Regions from separate parts of the Mus musculus genome. Here region 2 is linked to region 1. The links are chromatin contacts, found by Hi-C in ENCODE. All regions are on one chromosome and are shown on one strand. The core of a region is the stretch at or near the end of the contact, and the rest is flanking DNA. Distances in the headings are between cores, read along the strand shown.

Evidence for each region. A loop is a pair of places that touch in the nucleus more often than their neighbours do.
Region 2: a map of heart shows a loop between it and region 1 (3-fold over the local background). The contact joins the enhancer-like site here to the promoter of Fgd5 in region 1. A Hi-C loop is called at or near these places in 4 of 37 maps with a recorded cell type or tissue (all heart).

The regions. Positions count from the first base shown.
Region 1 is chr6:91,977,492-91,981,956 of GRCm38, reverse strand. Fgd5 (FYVE, RhoGEF and PH domain containing 5) reads right to left here and starts at 2,992. Exons shown (of 21, transcript NM_172731.3): 1 at 2,915-2,992. The coding sequence starts at 2,927.
Region 2 is chr6:92,012,749-92,016,933 of GRCm38, reverse strand. All of the region lies in intron 2 of Fgd5 (FYVE, RhoGEF and PH domain containing 5), which reads right to left. Among named protein-coding and RNA genes, the nearest start is that of Fgd5, 36 kb to the right of the region's middle. Within about 2 kb of position 1,878, at least 1 of the 3 ENCODE cell types and tissues checked has a DNase peak (open chromatin) inside an H3K27ac peak, as active enhancers do; it is heart, where a contact is called at or near this core.

The DNA of each region.
Region 1 (4,465 bases), core at 1,743-4,242:
CCAGCACTAGAACTGTTCCTCTGGGCTGAGCTTAACTTCCTGGTTGTGGACCCAATCATGGACTTGGCTGGCACCCTCTGGCTGCCCGAGAGCCTTCTCTCTCCCTGAAGGTAATGTGCCCCATCCCAGGCACCAAAGCCCACGATGCCTGGAGATTTGCCATACCTGAGGATAGTGCAAAGACAGAGCACCCCTTTAGTCAAAATGCTAACTAGTGGATGGGCACAGAAAGAAAGAACGTTTTCAATAGCGCCTGATGATACAAATCACTCCCAGCCGGCTGCTGGTACTAGCTGCTATTTTCTCTCTAGATTTTAATTAAATATCTGTCACTCACACATTCATGCCTGCTGCTCCCTCACAGCCATGCAGGAGTCCAGTTAGATGGAGGCTGGGAAGGAGCCCTGGACAGGGAGCCAGAGCCTCAGCCTCCATTCCTGACTAAGCCACTAAATGGAGATGTCTCCTTGGCCAAGTCTCTCCCCTTCTCATGCCTCAGTTTCCCCACCTGTAGAGTTGGACCCAAAAGTTAATCCCCCCAGTTCTTCCAACTCAGGGGGCTTCTTGCAGCATCTTTTGACACTCTGACATCTGATCCCAAGTCTTTCTCCCCTGCCATTCCCTCCACTCCCCCTGGAGCAGCGCTCCTGACCATATGTCGCAAGAACAATTATCTTCCAATTTCACCTTGCAATGCATCTTAATTTAACATCCATTCCTCAGTGCCCGCTGGAAAGTCCAAGCCAAGCCTTCTGGCTTCTAATTAGGCTGCTGTTAAAGCTTGTCCAGTGACCCACAACAGGGCACTTCCCAGGAAGACAGTGGGAGACAGAGTGCGGGGAGGCCTAGGGTCTGGTACCAGCCCTTCTCATACAGCTGTGTGTATACATCCTACATCCCTCTGCCTCTGGAAGCCACGTCTTCCTTCTGGGGAAGGAAAGAACTACCCACCTTTTCATGGCACTATTGTGAGTTCGAGGAAATCAACAGACACAAAACACCTGACAAAGTCAAGAGGCAAACATCCCCTATGCACCAAGATGGGCCTGGATTTAAAAACAAAATGGCTTTCAAACTGGATTTCGATCCTGTCTTGGCCCCTGAACAGATCAGAGTAGCTCAATTTCCCATCGTCAGGTTGTTGTTGATGATGTTAACTAGACTGACAGAAAGAATACACGGTAGTGGTAACTAATCCATTATAAGTTCCCGGGAAATATGAGTTAGTGTTCAGTGGTCGCTTGGACTGTGTTCTGCTTACTTTATTGTTGGTTAGTAGAGACAAGTCTGAGACAGATCTTGATTTGTCCGATAGATAAACTGAGGGACAGCAGTTAAGAAACCTGCTCAAGGTCACATAAGCATATGGTGGCTCTGAGATCCAACCCCAGGGAGTCCTGGAGCCATGAGATCTGGAGGCAGGGAGTGTGACATCCACCGGTCACCATGGAAGGCTATCATATTGAAAAGGGAATCATGTCTACAGACACAAATTACAAGGCAGCTAGATCTAAAAGTGCCCACTGCAAAGGCTTCCTGGGGTCAAATCTACATCTAAATTTGTTCTGTTTCCCTCCACCCTCCAGACTCTTAGGAAAGGAGGGCCTGCTCCAGCTTCATACAGGAAAATATGGGGAAGCTGGACTGGCTCTCTCCATTGTTACCAAGCTGTTTTGTTAGGAGAGTAGGGAAAGCCAGCCTATCTCTGTCCAGACTACAACCTTCCCCAGAGAGCAGTGGGTAGCCAGCCCCTGGGAACCCTGTTCCAGTCCTCTCCACTCCTATGCGGTGACTCTCCTCCTTATGCCCCTCAATTCTGTGACCCACGTTAATTACCCTCAGCAACACCAATGCCTGGACACAGGGAGGTGGCTGCCCCACTCCTCAGTCTGTTGTAAGACCAGCCCAATGTCTCCAGCCGCACCTTGCTCCCAAGACAATGACTTTTCAGTAAAACACTCTTAAAAAGAAAAAAAAGCCTCAACTCCTCCTGCCCCTCACACACACCACCACTACTGCCACCGCCACCACCGAGGCCACCACCACCACCACCAACAGCAGCAGTAACAGCAGCAGGATATGGTTCCAAGACAGCCAAAATGGTGGCTTCCTGTTTCTTTGGGGATGTGTGTTGGGAAGTGTGGCATTGAACAGGGTCCTTGGTGAGGAAGGAGTTCCTCTTCTGCTCAGCGATAGCAGTAAAAGAAAACAGGGTGCAACCGCGTGGAGCAGATAGGTCTCAGGATTACTACCTAGCACGCGCTCATCTTTGAGAACTTTCCTGTGTACAGCAGCTGGGAATCCAGATTCCAGGCACCGCCCATCTGACTGAGGCTCACTTTCTCAATCTGCTAAATGGCACTCCTCGGCAGAGATCGCTAAATTTCTTTGAGAACACTTTTGTGTTTCCCGGAATCACTGACCTGGTGAAGTCTGATTCACAGACTGAGACCCGAGGGGGAAGGGGGTAAGAGGGACGCTGACGCTCCTGGGAGTGACGGGGCCTCGGACCGGTAGTGGAGCCCGGGCTGAGGGTTTTAAGAGGGGTGCATCTAGAGGAACAGCCCAAGCTTCCTAACTCAACCAAGGTGTTTGATGGCAGAGTGGGGTGTGTCGAGCCCTGGAGTGCCAGAACAGACTGGCGTCGGCGCCCGGGAACCAAATGCAGCCACCAAAGGGTGAAGGAGGACCTGCTGGGACCCAAAGGACAGAAGGGGAAGGATTGGGTGTTGGAGGGCACGATTTGGAAGGCAGGGTGTCCTGGTTTCTGAGGGGACCCTTCCTCGGGGGACAACGGCGAGGTGCGTGGGACAGAACACCCGAACTCTGGGCTACTAGAGAGGGGAACCCGGGTCCCGCAAGCTCCACTCGCAGAGCCTGCCGCCGGAGCGCGGAAGGTGGCGCGGGCTCCTACCTGCTCTGTGCATCTTCCACCGCGGAGCCCGAGGCTGGTCGCTGCGTGCTGTGCGGGTCGGTCAGTCGGAGTCCCACTGCCGCCCAGTCCACCGCGCCCGCGCCCGCCCCGGCCCGGCCCGCCCCGGGCGCAGCACTCCGCGGCAAGGCGAGGGGCGCTGGGCGCGGGGCTCGGGTTGGGCGGGGCGTCCGCTCAAGCTCGGGGCTCCAGGCTCCGGCCGCGCCTCCGCCCCCTCCTATGTTTCCTCCCGCTCCCGAGAGGAAGGCTTTTTTTTTTTTCTTTTTTTTTTTTTTCTGTGCTGTCAGAGACCGAGGGTCCCGGCGTCCCCACGCACACTTAAAGGGGCCAGGGCTATGATCAAGGAGACCAAAGGAGCTGTACAAGGCTTAGGGACAGAGGCCATCCATCCCTTTATTTTCAGATTTGGATGTTCATTCAGTCTGGGCTAGGCGACCACGGAGCGTGATAGCTACAAGTTCTCTTCCTCATGGAGAGCTCAAATGAAGAGGTCGTTAGGGACAGAAGGCGAATTAAACCAACAAACACCATGGAGAAGCACCCTGGCTGTGAAGAAGACCAGTTGGGGCTCTCCATAGCCAGAACCCATGGGGAGTGTGTGAAATGCGCATTTCCGGGCCCTCATCAGACTCAGAATCAGAGCAACTGCCAGGACTTTCTGAGGAAACCCAAGTCAGAAGCCGGGAGCTTCAGAGTATGTCTGTGTAGTCATCCATCACCTCTTGGAGATGGCTGGAAAGGGCTATCTCGTTTCTGGGGGTGGGGGTGGGGGTGGGGGGCTTGATTCACATTGTATCCAGATAGTGAGACCCAGTATCTCCTCCGTACTGCCTGTTAATGACCATATAGATGCCTTTGCCCTCAGGGAGTCCTGTCTGACATACACAGTCCTACAGCTTGGGTCTGGAGCTCAGAGGAGGTCCCCAGTGAGAGGGGTCAACCAAACAAGAAGTGAAGGAGATAACTTGGGGGGACTTGAGGCATGTAAAGGCATGACATGTCCTTGAGCGGTCTATGTTTCCCTCTACTGTACAATTAAGAACTGAATTTGAATTTTTCAAATGACCTTTTCATCCCAGAGTCACCACACCAGACACTGAAACCTCCAGCCCTTTGTGGAAAAATACTTTTGACTCTGGAATAGAAAATTTATGGCTGGGGTCAGCGAGATGGCTCAGTGAGTAAAGAGCTTGCCACGTAAACCTGGACATCAGAGTTCAATCCCTGGACCTCACATAGGTGGAAGGAGAGAGAGCAGATTCCAATGGTTGTCTCTGGTCTCCACAAGTGCACCATGGCTTTGGGTGCCTTTCCCCAACTCATGCTAACATTAAATAGATGATTAATTAAAAGAGAAAAAGAAAAAGAAAAAAAGAAAATCTGACTGAGTACATTACTGGTTATTGGTAGATTCAATCGATCTGTGCATGGTGGTTAGCTCAGGATGGAGGTGATGCTGGTGGAAATGGAGGTGACAGAGATGACATTAGAAGTGAATGAGGACATTGGCGGTGAAACAGAAGGAGAGAGAGT
Region 2 (4,185 bases), core at 629-3,128, 36 kb before region 1:
GCACACCCTGGTCCACCTCCCCCAATACCTTGGTCTAGGACGGACTAAGCGGGCAGCATGCCCAATAGAAGCATAGCTTAGTCACCAGAGAAGGACAGTCCTGGAAAAGGCAACCTAAAGGCCCAGAAGGAGGGCACTCAGTATAGATTGCAGCTGGCATGAGATGCTGGTGGAGGGCACTCAGTATAGATTGTAGCTGGCATGAGATGCTGGTGATTGTGGGGGTGGGGGTGGGGGTGGAAACCTTGTGCTCAGCTCAGGCCTCTCTGCCTTTGTAGCCAAGAAAGGCTTTGGCTTGGAAACGGATTCTGTAATATTCTAGACCTGACGTGTGTTGTGACAGAAGAATAAGAAAAATAACAATAGAATCCCCCCTCAAAAAAAAACAAATTAAGATTAAGTGTGAAAGAAACAGTTTGCAGAGCAAGACTGGATGCCCTTCTGGTGTCATCTAAGTAACAGAGCATGTGCAAAACCAAAATACAAACTGGAGGGGAAGTGGGGGGCCATTAAAAGACCATAGAGCCCATGTTTTGGGGGGATCTTTCCTCAGCCCGCTTCTATTCATGAGCGTGCTTTTTCTTTTCTTAATATACTGTCTACATCTACCCCATGACTACCTCGAAAGACACGACTTCTCCATCTCTCTCCTTGGCAGCTTCTGCGATTCCCCCAAAGTACCTGGATTGTGTTTCTCTCCTAACTCTAACAAAATTGTCCATGGGCTTCCTTTTCATATTCTGAAATTATTTTATTAACAAGACTAAGACCCTTAAAAGGCAACCTCTGTTTCTATGGCAACACCATCAGGTTCTAGCGCTCTGGCCCTGGAAACCTGGAGAGGAGGCACAGAGGGAACAGGTTGGAGGCTGGCCGAGGTCCAGGTGGGGCACAAAGGGATGTGCGTTCATTAGGGAAGGCAGAGGGGCGTGATGGAGTGTGAGAGACAAAGCTGCCGTAGCTCAGTTCAAGTCTGGCCCCAAACATGATGCCTGGTTTTTTTCTCTTATTTTTAGAGAGAATATCTTATAGCCCAGGCTAGCCTTAAACTCTTTATGTAGCTGAGGGTGGCTACATAGAGAGTTTGAATTTCTGATTCTTCTGCCTCTGTCTCTCTAGTGCCAGGATTACAGGAATTTGTTACTATGCCCAATCTATGCATTGTTAGGAGTCTAACCCAGGGTTTCCTGCATGCCAGGCAAGCACACCTCTGACCCCAGCCTCATCTCTCTGGCAAAAGGGCATTCAGTACATCCAAGTAGCTAAGGCATTGTGGAGTTTACTCTCAGGCTTTAGCAGTGCCCGTGTGTAACCGCCACCAGGCCTGTTTTAGACTTTTTAGGGTTTATGGGTTTTTTGTTTTGTTTTGTTTTGTTTTTAAAGTAAGTTTCCACATTCACACCCATCTTAAGGAACTTCTAGGGCATGAAGCCAACCTCACCCCTCAGGTGCTGGGGCTACACAGAGCTGGCCCTGCCTTGCTGCCCTCTAAAACAGGAAAGGAAGGAAGGCAAGGCCCAGTAGTACCAGGGGCACAGATGAGTCCGCTGCTGGGGAGAAAGATGAATGTTCTCTGAGGAACTTGGGTGCTGTCCTTTCAGAAGCGAGAGGCATGGAAGAGGGGTGAGGCTGCTTGTGAAGTGGACTCTCCTTCCAGAGTAACAAAAACCTTCGTCCTTGGGGTGGAAGAGGGGCACCCCGCCCTGGGCTCGAGCACCTCCAGTGCTCAGGGTGGCTGGTTACCCCTCCTCCATCTCCCAGGCCTTGTCCTGCATTTCCTGTAAACACTGACACTTCCTCCCATGAGACTGGCCTAGCAGCCCCTGGGGCCACACCCAGCCGCTTGACAGAACCCAGCACACAATGGCTGGCTGAGGCTCTAGATGGCCACTCCTCATCCCAGGCCTATCCAGGGATCCAGACCAATACTGCCTAACAGCCCATGAGCTCTGGCAGGGGACAGCGACCGCTTAGACCACAGGGGGAATAGCCTATATGGGTGTCCAAAGCCTGGACACTACCCTGTTCCTAGGCATGTGATATTGGACAAGCGTTCTCACCTCTGTGGTGGTAGCACGTGCCTGCCTTGCGTACTGTGTCACTGTTTGGAGTTAGTTAGTTGAGAACATGGTGTTTGCTAGAATTCTGGATTTGAAGTGTTAAGTTCAAGCTCATAGACACTGGTCTCCAGGCCGTCAGCTTCCAGGGACCGATCCATCTGGGGTTGGCTTCTGACCTCGAGGTTCTCTGCTGTAACTTACCCAGTGACCTTGGACAACTACATTTCCCAGTTGTTTCTCCATTTCCTCCTCTCCAAACAGAACCTGGAGCTCTTGCCCTGCCTGCCATCTTGGGAGCTAATGAGAAGTGAGCAGAGAAGCTGACAGGAAACTCATGTCTTTGTGTTGCTCTGTAGCGATAACCAGAGCTCTCAAACCCACCGCCAGCCTCACCTCCCCTGCAGAGCCTGAGATCTCCTGAGCACCTTGTTAAAACAGGGCCACCCAGAGCATCTAGGCTCTAGTTCTGGCTACCACGCACCTGCTTGGCTCATTGCTCCTTATGACGCTGTGGGTTGGACAGAAGCTGACTGCCATGTCACCAACGACATGATATGGACCTGAGATAGTTTACTGAGCCTGGTCCCTTTTGACTTGTCTTAGACCCTAAATAAGGGCTGAATGAACCATCTAAGAATTTCACGGTACTTTGAAGCTTTCAAACACTTCCATACGTCACATTTCTGCTGATTCTCCTGGCTGGAATATACTTCAGGCACCATCACTCCTGACAACGAGAGAGATGAGCCAGAGAGGCCTGTATAAATTATACCAGGACCCAGACCTCTGGCCAGAAGCTGCACCCTGTATTGGGGAACTCCTATTCCCTGCCTGAGCCCTGGAGGATCCTGGACAGCACCCCAGACTACCCTCTGCTGAGGGCATGTTGGGCCATTCTCCCTATACTCCAGAGGAGTCCTAGGGGGCATTCCTGGGGCCTCCAAGGCTGGGCATATGGAAGTAGTTATGAGCTGTGTGGCTAGGTCTGCTTTTTTGGTCAATAATTACTTTGAAATAAGGGTTCTGAGAATTCAGCAACTGTGCCAGCTGGCAGCATCCTTGCCCCACACACCCAGGACAGACCATGACAATACAAGGCTGGGAAAACCACCCATCCCATCGAGAGCATTCTGGCTTGTGATGAAAGAAAGAGCAATGAGCTCAAAACAGATCCCCAGGGCCATGCCTCCCTGAGCCTCGCCGCCTAGGGCCATCTTTCCACCAGATTTGGAAAACCCAAAACCCCATGTGAAACAGCCTCTTCACTGGGAAGATCGTTCTGTGCACCCAGATCCAACTAAGGAAACCAGTTCAGTCCTAGACTCAAGAGAAAGCTGTGTGAACAAGCTCACAGTACGAGTTGGGAGAGCTTCTCTGACCGAAAGGCACCTGAACATGAACAAACAACAGGATGGTGGTCCTGAGTTTCCACCTCGAGCCCTGCCCCATCCTGCACCTCTCTTTTGCCCAACGATAGCCCCTGAGCCACATGTTCCGATAAACCTCAACTGCAGTTAATAGAACCTCATAGCTTCCTACCAGTCTGCTCACCTCTCCCTAGACTTCCCAGTATGAAGAAACTTCTAGAACCTTTTGGGGTGGAAGAGGAACTGCTGAATAAAACCACGATGACGCCACAGCCCTGTGTGTGGAAAGCAAGAGCCCTGCAATGCTGACATACCAGCTGGAGGTGAAACACTCAGCCAGTGGAGCCCGGGACCCAGCACCACCTGCTGCAGGACTACCTCCGCTCCATTCAACCCTCTGGAGCAGAGGCTAGAAGGAATGGCAAAGCCAGCAGAGTGTAGCTGGACCAAACCTTGCCTGCCACCCAACCCCTCCACAGGACACAACTATAGGGTCCTTCTGCCTTCAGAGTCTCCCAATGGAAGGGACAAGGGATGGTGTGGAGAATCAGCAGGATTCTGAACAGGGTCTCCAAGGAACAGGAGAGGGATAAAACCAAACCCGAAAGCTCCAGGCCTTTCTGGAAGAAGTGAGGACCACATTCTTGGTATCTATCTATCATGCCCCAGGAAACACTCAGGCTGAAAAATCTACTGGGGACACTTGTCCTGCTGTCACTTCACACCTGAGGAGGACATCCTTGCTTAGGCTAAGAAGG